Linked DNA regions of Mus musculus: region 1 is linked to region 2. The links are chromatin loops, found by intact Hi-C in ENCODE. Cell type or tissue: gastrocnemius. All regions are shown on one strand.

Region 1 (8,000 bases), 110 kb after region 2:
GTTCTCCCTTTTAGTGCAGGGCCACCAAATGTCTAAACTACATATGTGAGCTGGAGGTATGACTTAGCAGTCGAGACAATGTTCATTATGTATAAGGCTCTGGGTTTAACTAAAAACATCATAGTAAAGCACAAAAGTTATGAATGAGAATTGCACTGCCTTTCCTCCACAGCAGTAATGCAAGCAGCAGCAGCGAAACAGGGACAGATAAAAGTCATCCAACTTGAAAGGAGAAAGTATCTCCAGCTTTCTTAGCAAATACTATGAATGTACATGGGAAAAAAAGAAAAAAGAGATATAAGAGCAACTGGAGGGAAAATGAAAGTCTGAGCAGACCACAGTGAGGACGACCTGCAAGCCCTGCATTTGGGAATAGGAGGCAGAAGAGTTTAAGGTCATCCTCAGCTGTGTGGTTAAGTTCAAGGTTACCTAGGCATTTACCTCTCCCAGCATTTACGACAACAGCAAGCATAGGCTTGCCTAAACTATATACCAGGACTTTATACATCCCCTCAATGCCCTCTCCCCAAAAAAGTAGGCATGCCTTTAGTCCCACACTAAGGCAAAAGCAGGAGGATTTCAGAAAATTCAAGGCCTTCTTCCCACAAATACTATTATAAATCTTAAATAATAATAATAAAGTAAACTTGGAATTCCTTATACCATGATGCTAAAAGACCTCTTTTCCTAGGCTATCATACAGGGCATTCCTCCCTGATTTTCAATTGTCTTTTGTGGTGCTCTGTTGTTTCTTCTAAACACAGTGTCACCACTTAACCCAAGCTGTCATGGAATGCTGGGTAGAAAGGCTGGCCTCACTTCTACACAGTCATCCTGCCTCCACCTTCCAAGTGCTGGGGGGATTTCAAGAATGCAGCACCACACCTGGCTTCCCAAAGTTTAACTGCTAAAGAAACTTCCCATTCGACCAAGGCATCCCACTGATACAAATCTATAACACAGACCATCTGAAAGAAGGCATGGCTTGTGCAGCACAGTCCTTAAAAAGGTAACATTTTAATTCATGCGTTATGAAAACTTGTGTCCTAAATTTTCTGCAAGCATTTTCTACTAGAAGTTCAAGTTATAACAGACACTCTGTTTTCAGATCAGAGCAGTCGGATGAGGGCGACAACTGCCACTGACGCAGCTGCTTTCTTTTTCCCTTTACAACCTGTAGCTAAGGTTCAAGAACAAGGCAAAAATGTAGCTTTCAAAGTGAGCAGCGAAACCAATGTGGTATTTGTCTTAGCAGGGAACACCAATGAAAATATGAGATGCTTCAGTCTAAACTGGCAGGTACACAAAAAAGCAAAAGTGCCTTGTCATTACTTACCATGCAAAAGTTACAAACTGCCGGTTCCTACGATGCAGTATGTGTTTCCTTAGACAGAGCTCTTGCCCAAATAACCATCCAAACCTGCCATCCTCAACTGTCACAGCCCACACAACGCGGCAGTTCCTTGTACTTTAAAACATTTGTTTTTAAGAATAGTCTCCACCCACAACTTTTCCACAAATTTCTTCAGCTACAAGCTCAAGTTTATACTACAAACGCTGTGTTTATTCCCACCAGAATGCACTCGTTTACAAATTACACAGGAGTAAATTATTAAAATACAAAACATCAACATTTCTGACACATCTTTTCTATTATTCAAATAAACAAACAATTATACTCCAAGCAAGGTACTACTGGCCAAAAATCAAATGACATGGGATCACTTCTCCAAGACCGGTAATAAAGAGGATTAGACCCCTTAATCTCAATCCATTTCTTTATAAATAGTAAATGGTCAAAGGAGTGGACTGAATAGCAGAAAACCTATTGCCACTAACTAAAAGAGCAATCCAGTAAGAGGCAGGTCATATTCATGAGCACAAATCTAAGATTATGTCTGAGATTTCTAAGTTCCCAGTCTTATCAAGAAGGCAGTTTGCTAACTTTTTAACATTAATATTGAGAGCAAAGCAGAAAATATAGTGGGTTTTATGGTTATAATGACTATGATAAAAAGTTTTCCTTTTGCAAATTTTTTTTAACAAAAAAGTCACATAATGAGTTCTAGATTCGAGGTAGTTTAGTATATTTACATGGTTATCAAATCAAATGAAATGTTTACTGAAAACCTGGCCAACAGGACACTACACCTAAGGATCTTTTCTAGCTTGCTTCTTGGAAGCATGGAGATAAGACGGCAAGACCTATTTCTAGGGACTCGAGTTTGCACACAATTAAGTAGCCTAAGTACGTCAACTGCTCAGACTACAGTGCATGACCTCTCTAGACAAAATCGCACAGCAAGTTGTGCTCTCAGTAGGCAGGAATGACGCCTTCTCTCACATTTGCTCAAGTAACTACAGTAACTGCCTTAAATTTTCCCGTGTGAAACCAACGAAATTTGAAGGGGAGCGGGGGTTGGGGGGGCGGCATTTTAAAAACTGGGTCATTCCTTATTTGTTCTCTCCAAGCACATTCTTCGGGAGGGAAACGGCCTACGAATCACAAAAAGGGGAGGGGGAAGAGGTGACAGCATCTCCAATGCTTTAAAGTTACGGCTCTTACAAGAGTCAGCACTTAGGGGCTCATTAGTTGGCTTTATTTGAGTTTAGTCACTCCAGAGCTGAATGGAGCCTTCCTATAAGTTATCCCCAACAAAGCAGCCCTAAACATCAGCCACGGTCCGGCAGAGGAGGAAATGCCCTGGATTCACCTGCGGCACCTGCCTGCACCCCGGTACCTCCACCTCCGCAGCGTCCACGGATCCTTACGCTCCACCCCAGCTGCCACCGCTCAGCACCCCGCCGGCCGGGCCAGGGCCGGAGAGCCTGGTTCCCGCCTCACCCCGGCGGCAGAGGCCAGGCCCGGTCCCTGCACCGAGTCGATCCTCTCGAGGCCCTCCGGCCGCAGCCTCTCCGAACGGCAGCCCGCGGGCTCCGGGGACCTCCCGCCCACTCACTCAGCGACTAGGCCAGCCGGCCGCTCCCCTCCTCCCGCGCGGTCCCGCACGCTACCTGAGCGGCCTGGCGGAGCGGGAGGAATCGGGCAGGGCAGCGGTGCGGACTCACCTGCGCCGGCCCAGTCGGCGACTGTCCGACACCGGAGCTTCCTGGGGTGAGAAAGCGCCGGCTACGCGGCCTGGGCACCCTCCGCTGGCAGGGCCGGGACTCCGGGGCCCCTCTGCGCCTGCGCCTCCGCGCGGCCGGGTCTCCAGGGGACAGCCTGCAGCGAGGGCAACTGCCGACCGAAGGGCTCGCGGGCCGCGGGCGCTGCGGGAGGACCGACGTCTAGGCACTGCCCGGGGCGAGACTGTCCGGACCACAGACCGCCATGTTTCTGTTCCCTATTCTTTTTTGCCTTCCCTTCCTTCCGCTCTTTTCCACAGAACACCACTTTCCCTCCCTCCGTCCCTCTCCCTTTCCTTCTGCGGGGGCGGTAGAAAGGACGCGGGGGGTGGGGTCCGAGGTCGGACCCGCCCCGCTAGAGCCACGCCCCTGTGGTTGGGCTCCACCCAGAGGTTGACCCACGCCCCCAGACTCCTACCAAGCCTCAGGCTCAGGCCACGCCTCTGCGCTTGTGCCCCGCCCCGCGAGCGCCCTCCTCCTGGCAGAATTCTGGCGGACCTCGGGGCGCTCCTTAGAATCCCGACGCCGAAGCGAGAGTCCTCCAGCTCTCCTGGCGCTAGTTGTAACCTTTCTGTTTGTTCTGCGGTGTTTTGTTTTGTTTTGTTTTGTTTTGTTTTGTTTTGTTTTGTTTTGTTTTGTTTTGTTTTGTTTTGTTGCGGTTGCCTGTGGCAGGTGACTACCGCCTCTCCAGGCTCAGGTTTTCAGAGAATGAGAAAGTGACTTAGAATAGCTCAAGGTCAATGAAAGAAAAAAAAAAGCCTAGAGAGACTTGCAGTTTCTCTTTAGTAGAGGCTGGAAGTTCCACCCATAATTGTGTGACCCCAAAGTCTGAGTGACACTGGAGGGCTGCCCTTCTCTAAGCCATCCAAAGACCTCTGAGAGACCTTAGCTGCGTTGTCTTTCTCTACTTCTATCCAGATTTTGATAACGCCAAACGAGTAACTCTTTAGTTTAGATAATCGTAATTTGCTGCCTCTCAAAGGTAACCTAGATCTCGAGGTAAACATTCTGAAGCTGATGGTTGTGAGCCTCAGGACAGAGTGCTGAGGATTTGACTCTGGTCCTAAAGAGAGCAGCAAGTACTCTGAAATAATAATCTCTTTAGCACCCAATTTTCAGTTCTGCAGGTACTGAAGGACGGAATTGGAGAGTCTTCACTGTAATGAAATTTTGACAAAATATTTTAATTTGTTTTGTTTGTTTGGCAGAAGGTAAGGTGGTGTGTAGGGTCTCACTATTTAGCCCTGGCATTTCCTGCAAGTCTTATTTGTAAATCAGGCTGGCCTTAAACACTCACCCTCCATTGCTGGAATTAAAGACTTGTGCTACCACTTGGTGACAATTTTTTTAGGGTATCAATTTTTCAAGGAACAAATAGCTTAAAATAAGTTACAACTTTTTTCCTCTTGGCAAAAGACAGATTAGGCGGCAGGGGTGGCTGGGGGGGGGGGGAGTAGAACAAAAGTGACTGATGTTTTTGAGCATGTCTTAGTGAAACCCTTTTCTTTGTATGCTGTTAAAAATTTCATTAAGCCGAGCAGTGGTGGCGCATTCCTTTAATCTCAGCACTTGGGAGGCAGAGGCAGGCATTTTCTGAGTTCGAGGCCAGCCTGGTCTACAGAGTGAGTTCCAAGACAGCCAGGGCTATCTATACAGAAAAAAAAAAACCTTGTCTCGAAAAACAAAAAGTTCATTAAATTATTTTAAATATGTGTGCGTAGCGGGTGAACTCCCGTGTTCATAGTGGTCACTTTGCTGAGAGTTTCTCTTTCATTTGCTCACGGTTTTTGCTAACAAGTGTAATAATGTTAAGTCTGGTTGATATGTGCCTGGTTGTCTATTTCTGAAGTTAACTGCAGGTTTGAAAAGTTTTGGCTTTTGACTTCTATAGCAGACACCATTTTCCTAACCACATTCGCAGTCAGAATTGATTCAAGAAGAAACAGTGATATAAATATGGTTCCATTAACAATAGTTAGGAGTTGATCTAGGGCCCTGGAAGCATCCTAACAGTCCAGCCAGCAGAAACGTTAAGGGACACATTCATATTTGAAAACCTAGCTTGTGGACTTCTTTTTTTGTTTGTTTGTTTGTTTGGTTGGTTGGTTTGGTTTTTTTCGAGACAGGGTTTCTCTATATAGCCCTGGCTGTCTTGAAACTCACTCTGTAGACCAGGCTGGCCTCGAACTCAGAAACCCACCTGCCTCTGCCTCCCAAGCGCTGGGATTAAAGGTGTGCGCCACCACTGTCCAACCAACTTGTGGACTTCTTCTACTTCCTCACCAAGGCTTCCAAAATGTTTAATCGGAGCTATGGGTTTAACTTAATAGGAGAGAACTTATTCGGCTAGAGTGAGACCCTAGGTTGGATCTGTCCCTCTGATGGCTGCATATCACTAGCCCTCAGGCACTGAAAGGGCCTCCCCTTCTCCCCATCCCCCATTCTCTGGGACTTGTAAATCAGAAGGTCAGATGCTAGAGAGATGACTTACCTGTGGTACTTTGAAAATGCTTGCCCCAGGGAGTGGCACTATTTGGAGGGTTGGCCTTGTTAGAGGAAGTGTGGATGTGGCTTTAAGACCCTCCTCCTAACCACATGGGAGCCAGTCTTCTCTTATCAGCCTTCAGATGAAGATGTAGAACTCTCAGCTCCTCCTGTACCATACCTGCCTGGATGTTGCCATGCTCCTGCCTTGATGATAATGGACTGACCCTCTGAACCTGTAAGCCAGCCCCAATTAAATGTTGTCCTTGTGAGAGTTGCCTTGGTCACCGTGTCTGCTAACAGCAGTAAAACTCTGACTAAGACACAGCCTTTTCAGGCCTCCAGTGTTACCCATACATACATGTACATATTCACCCACAGGCATACCACCATTCATATAAATAAAAATTAAAACTATGAGACCCTTTAAAAGCAGTAAAGTCAGTGTGCTGGCTTTTCTCAACTGAGGCTCCCTCTTCTACAATGACTCTAGCTTGTGTCAAGTTGACATAAAACTAGCCAGGACACAGGTTGAGCAAACCCTGGGGAGCAAGCCATTCCTTAAGGCTTCTACATCAGCTCCTGCCTCCAGCTTCTAGACCTTCTTGAGTTCCTCTTCTGACTTCTTCCAACAATGCACAGTGGTGTGGACGTGTAAGCCAAATAAACCCTCTCCTTTCCGAATTGCTTTTGGCCACTTACAGTGACCCTAACTAAGACAGAAATGCCAAAACCTTTTCCTACTTATAAGAGAAAGAAGAAAGAAGGAAGGAAAGACAGAAAGAGAGAGAGACAAAGAAAGAAAGAGAGAAAGAAAGGAAATTCAAAGAAGTTATTTTTTTCCACATGATGGATTACAAGATTTGAGAAAATCTGTAATTTTTTAAATTTTTTCTTACTGTTTTCATCATCCTAAAGTTTTACCATAATTTTTTCATCTCTGTTTCCTTCCCAATATCTCCTAGAGTAAACTTGCAAGTTTAACTTTTCATCTGAGCCAGCCATCCTTTATTTTGCATGTCCTTGATCACTCTTGCACATGCACATCCAGGATAAGTAAATTCACTTTGACGTTTAATATAGAATGGTTTGGCTATCCTTCCTGAGGAACTATTTGCAGTTAATAGTTGCTCGGGAGAAAAGAGTCCTTTTTTGGAGACCTAGCCACTTGCCAGAGTCCAGTGCCAGAGTCCACTTCCAGTGGATTGTCCCTCACCCATGGCCATGTGGGCAGCACTAACTGGACCTAATAGAATAAACATATGTTTGGGTGGGAATACATAGGATCATTTCTCATTGTGTACATGAATGAAATTCTAAAGAATAAAGACAAAATTTAATGTTCAATTAAAAAAAATAAATAGGTGATGAACACACGGGCCCAAGATTAAGAATACTTATTCTTACAGAGAACCTGAGACTCCAGTTCTGGGAGACACAATGCCCTCTTCTGGCCTCTGCAATCATCTGCACAAACACGGTGTACATACAAATGATCAGAAACACACATATATAATATAAAATGAATAAATCCTTACCAAAAAAAAAAAAAAAACAAGTTATTTTTCTAAAAAGCTGGAAGAGAACTGGAGAGCCCAATCAACATATAGCTGTTATAATCATTAGAGCATTAGAGTTTTATTTAACTTATAGATACGAGCATACGTACAGGCCAGGCATGGTGGCACATGCATTTAATCCCGGCATTCAGGAGGCAGAGGCACATAAATCCCTGTGAGTTCCAAGCCTCCCAGGCTACCTAGTGAAACCCTGTCGCTAAATAAATAAAAACATACATAAGGGATGAGGGCGTAGCTCCGTTGCAGCCCTCTTGCCTAGCATGTACGAGGTCCCAGGCTGACCCGGCTTCACAAAAAGAGGAGGGTACACAGGAGTATTCTGGCCAACCCTCTGAAAAAGGAAGTGTCATTCTAGCTCCCGGCCTGCTGAGTGAGTGCTTAAGATCACTGGAGAGTGTGGATTTGCAAGGCTAAAGCACTAAATAGGCAGGAGGATTCGGATTCGGTGGCCCTCTTCACGGCTACATCTTACAGGTGTCATTTTCCTCATTCTCCCTGTTCCCTTCAAAATCTCCTAAACATTGCCCTGTGGGGACAAGGTCGCATGTGAGCTCGTGGGGACAAGGTCGCATGTGAGCTCGTGGGGCCTTTTCTTTCTAGGTGCACAGAACCGATCATAGAAAAGCATGAAGAGTAGTCTCAGAAATTAACGAAGGTGGATGAAAGATGAGGGTGTGGTTCAGAGGTAGAGAGGAATTGTTTAGCACTGGGTCCACTTCTCAGTGCCATAAATAAAACAAAAACAAAGAAGTGAGGATAGAGGGTGAAGAGGAAAAAAGAAACAAAAAATGATGAACAGTTTACACAGAT
Region 2 (8,000 bases):
GGATGGAAACAGATGCAGAGACCCATAGCCAAACATCAGGCAGAGCCCAGGGAGTCTTGTGGAAGAGTTGGAGATGATGTTGAGCAAACTAGAGGGATCAAGGATACCACATAAAGACCTACAGTTCACTAACCTAGGCCCACGGGGGCTCACAGAGCCTGGGCCACCAACCAGGGAACATGCAGGAACTAGACCTAGACCCTCTACTTATTTGTAGCAGATGTGCAGCTTGGTCTTCATGTGGGTCCCCTAACAATTGGAGCAAGTGCTGTCTCTGACTGTTGCCTGTCATTGGTTCCCCTTCCCCTAGGTAGACAGCCTGGTTGGGCCTCAGTGGGAGAAGATGCACTTAGTCTTGCTGCAACTTGGTGTCCCAGGGTAGGGTGGTGCCCAAAGGGTGTGCCACCTTCTCTGAGAAGGGGAGGGTGAGACTGGGATGAGAGGAAGGGAACTTTGATCTGGATGTAAAATGAATAAATATACAAATGAATGAAAAAGGGAAAAGAAGTAGAGATTGTCTTTTAAGTTGAACTTCTGTGTTTAAAATGATTCTCTGTATCTCTCTCTCTCTCTCTCTCTCTCTCTCTCTCTCTCTCTCTCTCTCTCTCTCTCTGTGTGTGTGTGTGTGTGTGTGTGTGTGTGTGTGTGTGTGTGTGTGTGTCCAAGACTGGGCTAGAAAGCAAACAGCTTTCTGAAACACTAGAACCCATTTCCTCTCCTACAACTTTAGTTAGCCCAGGCTACTCTGGAACTTACTATGTAGATTAGGCTGGCTTCGAACTCATGATCCTCCTTTCTTAATTTCCCAAATACTGGAATTCAAAACAGGAACCCAACATGGCTGACTGGTTGGTTTGATCCACAGCTAGTCCAGGATGGCCTCAATGCATTTTATAGTTGAGGCTGGCCTTGAACTACTTACTGATCCTCCTGCGGAAGCTCCCTGAAATCCTAGAATACAGGTATGCACCACCTCCCTGGTTGCTGTTTCTTTTGTATCTATGGAATCTGCATTTCTAGATACAATAATCTTGAATATTTGAGGAAAAACCTGCACACAGTGAACATTTGTAGACTTTTTATAGTCATTACTCTTATAAAAATAGCATAAAACAACTATTTGCATAGCATGTATACTGTTCTAGGTGGTACACAGGAAGTCAGATGTGAGCAGTACTCAATATCATGCTATTTTACAAAGGAACTGGAGCATCCATGGACTTCGGTATCCACAGGTGTCCATGAGACCAACACTTCATAGAATTGTTGAGACAAGCCCTCAAATGCGCCGTGTAGCTAAGACTCACCTCACACTCCTCAGCTTCCTGCCTCATCTAAGTGCTACTATCATGGCAGAAGTATACAACCAAGACATGATGCAAATTCTTAAAAGTTCAAGCCATCTGTTATATAGAACAGCATGCATTTTAGATTTGTAGCATGGCTTTCTTCACATCTAGAGTAAGAAACCTTTACCCCTTTAACCTGCTAACACAAGTCCATTGGTTTTTGAGATATTACTTTCTTTCTGGAACAAATATTCTACATTTACTTTGTTATCTATCTGCCAAAGATCTGGAGTCAGTGAAATTTGCAACAGAATGCTTGTTTTTCTGAATAGGTCATAGAATTTAGAAACCAAGGTCTGGGGGACAGGTGTGCCCCAAGTTCCAGATCCTATCTAACTCACAGAGATCTGCCTGCTTCGCCTCCCGAATGCTAAGATTAAAGGTGTGCACCACCTTGCTCATCTGTTTTAAGACAGGGTCTCCCCCATGTGACCCTGGCATTAATTTATAGGCAAATAATTGTGTGTGTGTGTGTTTGTGGTGATGAGCTCTTGCTAGGTTGTGGACGCTGCCCTGGAATTCACAACTCTCCCATCTCTCCTTGTGAGTGTTAGCATTACAAGGCCCATTCTAGGAATCTTACAAAATTATGGTAATCAAAACAGTATGGCCAGGCAGTGGTGGCACACGCCTTTAATCCCAGCACTTGAGAGGGAGAGGCAGGTGGATTTCTGAGTTCAAGGCCAGCCTAGTCTTCAGAGTGAGTTCCAGGACAGCCAGGATTAAACAGAGAAACCCTGTCTCAAAAAACAAAAACAAAACTAGTGTGACCTGGCACTGGACAGCCATAACAAACCAAAGGGTCAGGTCAAGTGTGTGGAGAGCGCTCCCATCACATGCACTGCCGGAACAACTACATACCTACATGGGAAAGGAGGAGGCGAGTCTACTGTTGGAGAGACATATGAGCATGACCACTGTGCAGATTTCAATGGCATGTGTTGTAGTTCCAGCCACTTGGAAGGCTGTAAAAGGACTGTTCAAGTACAGAGGCCAAGAGGCCAGCCTAGGCAACACAGTAAGACTTGGTTTAAAAAACAAAACTCCAAGTGGACCACTGACCTAATACAAGAACTAAAATAAACAGGGACCAGTCTTTAAGATCAGATTGCGGTGGCACAGGCCTATGATAATCTCAGCACTTGAGAGGTGAAAGCTCCAGGATCAGGAGTCATCCCCCAGCAACACCGTGGAGTTTGACATCAGCCTGGGCTGCAAGGTGAAAGCCTGCCTTCAGATACCTCAGTATCACATGCAAGCTCCTCCAACCCCTCTCTCACTTGTGTGCATGTTTGATTCAGGCTCTCACTGTGTATTTCTGCCTACCCTGGAATTTACTATATAGTCCAAGCTGGCAAGAACTTGTGACAGCCGTCCTGCCTGTTTCCATAGTGCCAGGGTTAGAAGCAGGCATCACCAATGGCAGGTCTAACAATCCAAAATTTAAAAATAGGTCACAGGGTCTGGAGAGACATCTCAGTGGTTAAGACTAGTAGCTGGGCTTCCAGAGGACCAGCATTCAATTCCCAGAACCTTCATGGCAGCTGACAACCATCTGTAACTCCAATTCAAAGGGATCAGACCCCTTCTGATGTCTGAGGGCAGAGGCAGGCAGCCATACTTCCAAGGATATTGTATAAAGCAACAAAAATGTTCAACAAGAAAATCAACACACAAAATGTGATCGCGCGCGCGCGCACGCGCGCGCACACACACACACACACACGCGCCTTTAAAAGGAAGAAAAATATAAACTTGAAGACTGCACTCAGTGAAGCCAGCCAGTTATAAAAAGACAACTTCCATTTGATTCCATCACATGATGGACTTACTCAAAATTTTAGAGACAGAAATTGGTGACAGTGGTGAGCAGATGGGTATGATGTACATAGAGACTTTCAGAACAGCCAGGGTTTTATACAAAGACAGTCTCAGAAAAACAAAAGACGAGTTTGAACAGAACTGTGTGTGACTGCAGTAAACAAGCATGGAAATGGTGTTAATTTGTGTTTTGAAAAAAGAGCTGACAACGACGGTGCCGCTCAGTGATGAGCCCCGAGGCTCAATTTCCAATCTGAGTTGTCACCCCCAGCCCAGCCACAAAAGGGACAATTTTGGCAGAAGAAGAGCGAAAGCAGAGAGGCTCAAGACTCTGAGGCATACGATAGATGTCTGTGCTGGGTAAACGTGACTGCTTAGCCTCTGCGGTCCGGCGACTACAGGAGCCACTCAATCGCTGGGATCAGGACAAGATCCCGGATTGGAAATCTTCTGTACGGATGAGGGACCTGACAGCCAGGGCGACAATTCCGGTCGTGCTTTCCCATTTTAGGTACTACTAGAAACCAGGGTCGCAAACGGAGATTCGGCTCCTCAGTAGACCAGTCTGGAAGCGGCTAACCCCGGTGATAAACGACAGACCCCGTCACCAGGAAGGTCCAGGAAGCTAAAATGACAGCTCGCTGCAAACCGGCCTCTCCATAGTCTAGTTAATCTACGCCCGGAAGTAACGCCCCTCTAAAGTCACTTCCGCCGGCTGTTCTCGCGAGAACTTAGAGCGCTATGTGCCCTGGGTTAAGCGGAAGTCGGGCCTCTTTTTCGTGACGCCTCCCAGGCGCTCGGCTGTGTCAAGATGAAGGTAGGCGTCCCCGGCCAGGGCCGAGTGAGGCCGCCCGAGCCCGAGCGTGCGGCACGGCCTCGGTCCCAGGCTCGCATAAGTCCCGCACTAAGTGGAGAAGGATCCGAGGCGGGAGGGAACTCGTTTTGGCGGCCCTGGGACGCTCTGGGAGAGCGGATGGCGGGCGATTGCAGCGCCGCCGCGGTGGACGTAGCGCCATAGCGGCGCCCGGCTCCGGGCCCGGCACGCGCGGTCCCGAAGCCCCGCTCGCGGCTGGCAGCCTTGCGGCTCTCGAGCCCTCGCCACTCTGCTAGCGGAGGTCTTGAGGGTCGCCCGGCGTCCTCAGCATCCCACAGAGCTCCTGTAAAATGTCCCGTGGATGCGGCGCTTTGCCGGGCGTGGGATCCGAGCCTCGGACGCCCTGCGTTGTCGGCCCGGCTTGGGTCCCTAAGGTTCTCTCTTGTCCCCCTTTAAAACTGTAGCTGAACATCTCCTTCCCCGCCACCGGCTGTCAGAAGCTCATCGAGGTGGATGACGAGCGCAAGCTCCGCACCTTCTATGAGAAGCGCATGGCCACGGAAGTAGCCGCTGATGCTCTTGGTGAAGAGTGGAAGGTAAGGTTGTTACCGGCATCCATGTCCCAGCTTGGCGAGCGCAAGGGCTGTTTTGGGTTAAGTTTCATTAATAGAACCAAGTTTGGGGAAATGGGCCGAAAGGACATGCTTCTTTCTTGCTTGCCGTACGGAATTCAGGGTCTTAAAAAAAGCCTTTCATGTTCATGCTAGTAAAACCGGGGTAGTCAGGGTAAGTCAAAAGGAGAGAGATGGCTAGTTTACCTTAGTTGGAAACGGAGACAAAACGTGAGTGGTTGAAATTGGTCTCAGTTATTCTCCCTAGTCGGGTGTTGAACCTAAGAGGTTAAGAACCTGCACTTAGTAGGTTGGAACTGAACTAGTAAAATGTTGTTATTTTATGTTCAACGCAGGGTTATGTGGTCCGGATCAGCGGTGGGAATGACAAGCAAGGTTTTCCCATGAAGCAAGGTGTTCTGACCCATGGCAGAGTGCGCCTGCTGTTGAGTAAGGGGCATTCCTGTTACAGGCCAAGGAGAACTGGAGAGAGGAAGCGCAAGTCTGTTCGTGGATGCATTGTGGACGCTAATCTCAGTGTTCTCAACTTGGTCATTGTAAAGAAAGGTGAGGCTTTTGTTGAAGCTTGCTTGCTTGTTTATTGAGAGAGATCTGCCTCCTAGGTAGTGGGCATTGGCCCAAGAAGTTGTTTCCCAAGTGATAAACATTTAATGTCTCTATTTTGATTGTTTCTTTAAGGAGAGAAGGATATTCCTGGACTGACAGACACTACTGTGCCTCGTCGGTTGGGACCTAAAAGGGCTAGTAGAATCCGCAAGCTTTTTAATCTCTCCAAAGAAGATGATGTCCGCCAGTATGTTGTCAGGAAGCCCTTAAACAAAGAAGGTAATGGATTTGGGGGGGGGGTGTATTGTGCTACTGCTGCAGCTTTGCTTGCCAGCCCGGAGTCTGGCTTACCAGACTTTATGTTCATGGCTTTGGGGTTAGGAATGGCCAGGATTCTGAGATTACGAAGGCATTCTCATTTTAATACATTTGAAAATCCTTTAAAGCACTTGATGTATATGTAGGGGCTAGAGGACAACTTGCAGGAGAGGATTTTGGAGAGACCGGGTTCTAAGCTGGTGTTTTGGACTTACTGATGACTGGCTCTCGTATTTGTCACCTCTGGGACATAGATTATGGAAGTCAGGAAAAACACTTAAACGTAAGAAAAAATACTATGTGTTAGGCAGCATACTCATTAATGAAGAGTACAGCATCAGGTACACGATGTTACTGTGTCTGTAGGACATGGCTTGTATGTGAGATACAAATAACTCAGGACTGTGGACTTGTACATGTACTAATTAGAGTGGTACTAAAGGAAACGTGTAACTCAGTTGACAAGAGGTTTAAAAATGGTCCATTTCCCCTCATGGACAGAGTGGCTGACCTGTAGCAGAACTTGACTATCCCAGCTTATTTACAAGGGTCCATGAGCTGAGATGACAGCAAGTTTCTGTTCCTAAAGAGACCTGTAATGTGGAGTAAGTGTAAATTCAAAAGGCTAAAACAAATTTTAAAAGTTCTAATAGTAGGCAGAGTCCATCTAAAAGTAGGATTCAAGCATAAATGAAAAAGAATGCAGACCATAGGGTCAGAGTAATACTTTAAAAAAAGGTTTTGAGGACAACACAGGCCTTGGATGAATGGTGGGGGTTGAATGGGGCCTTAGGTGTGCCTGGCTTGAGTTACACCACTGCATAGTCATCCAGCATGGGTGCTGAGAAGTGATTGCTCATCTGGATTTTTAGGTAAGAAGCCCAGGACCAAAGCACCCAAGATTCAGCGACTTGTTACTCCTCGTGTCCTGCAACACAAACGCCGACGTATTGCTCTGAAGAAGCAACGCACTAAGAAGAACAAGGAGGAGGCTGCAGAATACGCTAAACTTTTGGCCAAGAGAATGAAGGAAGCCAAAGAAAAGCGCCAGGAACAGATTGCCAAGAGACGTAGGCTGTCCTCACTGAGAGCTTCTACTTCTAAGTCTGAGTCCAGTCAAAAATGAGTCTTTAAGAGCAACAAATAAATAATGACCTTGAATCTTTCATTGGCTTTCATTAATAGTGTAACTAGATAAATGATGGGAAAGATGAGACAGAAGAAGGAATACATCTATAGGACTGCTAGAATATGGGGAGAGTGATTATTTTCAAATTAATATGTATCGAGCTTCTACCCCAAGGTAAATAAATAACATTTGGAGACCATTAAAATGTAGGATGGCATAGAAGAGGCCTTTACTAAGATTAATAATTAAAGAAACACAGCCTTTAAAGTAAAAAACACACTGTGCCTTTGAAACTTGCTAAAAAGATTAACTTCTGTCCCAAAAGGTATCAGCCATGCGCTACCAGCCTCCCTGCCCCTACAGTGGCAGTGGCTGCATTCTTGGTGAATGGTAGTGGAAGGGATTAAACCTAGGCCTCAGTCATGCTTCCCAGTCACTGGTACTGATTTGTATGCACCCGCTTAGGTGTGAAGGTAGTTTTGGTGTGTATCACAAGTTAGCCTGTGTAGCGAAGACAGGTTTTCTCCACCGTGTTTTTTGTTACACATGACTATTCACAAATGTGCTGCAGACAGTAAAATGAGAAATACCCTTCCAAGGACCTGCTCTTGATTTTTGTTTTGGGGTAGGGGTGTTCCAAGACGGTCTCTTGGTTTAATTTAGGTTATTGTGGCATTCAGTAGACCACACCGGCTGCAACTCAGATCTGCCTGTCTCTGCCTCCTGAGTACTGGGATTAAAGGAATTCTAATCTAAGATTTTTTTTTTTCTGGCAGAAGAGTTAACACATTAACTTGGGTATTAACAGGTATGCTAAAAGAAAAGGCTGCAGGCTACCAGGAACAAAGCCACCTCCTTTTAGTGCACAGGTTTTACTATACAAATATCACCTGTACTCAAACGAGAGCCTTTTTGTAAAACATTCCAGGTACACTGGATCACTGCCATTGGTGGCTCCGTTATTCTGTCCTATGCTAAGATCTGATGACTGAAACCAGTATTAAGTCCAACATAACACTGATCATTGTTGAAGGACATTCTGATTCTGGGAGCTGTGAATATCAGAACTCCTAACCCTGCTAGTGTTAACAAACAATGTTCATTCAGTGTGGGATTTTCACATCTTGGTTTTGTCCACTTCATCTTTATATGACATGTGACCCATTGTGATTTTGTGTTTTTCAATATCCTGGCTGGCCTGGGGTCAAAAGTTGCTTCAGCTACTCTGAGTGCTGTTGGTTGCCAACATTCCTAGCTTTGCGTAAAACAGGATCTTTCTAGGGCAGTGTCTGGCTGGCCTGCAACTCACGTATGTAGTCTCTGCCACCATGACTGGAAAGAGCAGGATCTTAAGGTACATGAGGTTCAAAGTGAGTAATAGAAGCTGCTTC

The links. Hi-C counts contacts between places; a loop is a spot of excess contacts. Peaks named below come from ENCODE experiments on the same cell type or tissue, not always from the same donor. Only the 100,000 strongest peaks of a DNase experiment are listed, where the experiment ranks them.
Region 1: it touches region 2 in a loop (2.8-fold over the local background); 1 of 42 quality-filtered maps calls a loop at or near these places.

What each region holds. Positions count from the first base shown.
Region 1 is chr4:86,743,982-86,751,981 of GRCm38, reverse strand. It overlaps Dennd4c (DENN/MADD domain containing 4C), which reads right to left and starts at 3,427. Exons shown (of 32, transcript NM_184088.1): 1 at 3,070-3,427. Gm6521 (predicted gene 6521) reads left to right here and starts at 2,578. Exons shown (of 1, transcript NR_168733.1): 1 at 2,578-4,457. In gastrocnemius, a CTCF peak has its summit at 3,597; DNase peaks (open chromatin) are centred at 2,471, 3,206 and 3,522; H3K4me3 peaks cover 3,393 bases; H3K27ac peaks cover 4,236 bases.
Region 2 is chr4:86,853,308-86,861,307 of GRCm38, reverse strand. It overlaps Rps6 (ribosomal protein S6), which reads left to right and starts at 3,941. Exons shown (of 5, transcript NM_009096.3): 1 at 3,941-3,987; 2 at 4,449-4,580; 3 at 4,952-5,162; 4 at 5,295-5,441; 5 at 6,353-7,209. The coding sequence starts at 3,982. The coding sequence ends at 6,606. In gastrocnemius, a CTCF peak has its summit at 4,145; DNase peaks (open chromatin) are centred at 2,984, 3,904, 5,212 and 7,865; H3K4me3 peaks cover 2,893 bases; H3K27ac peaks cover 2,555 bases.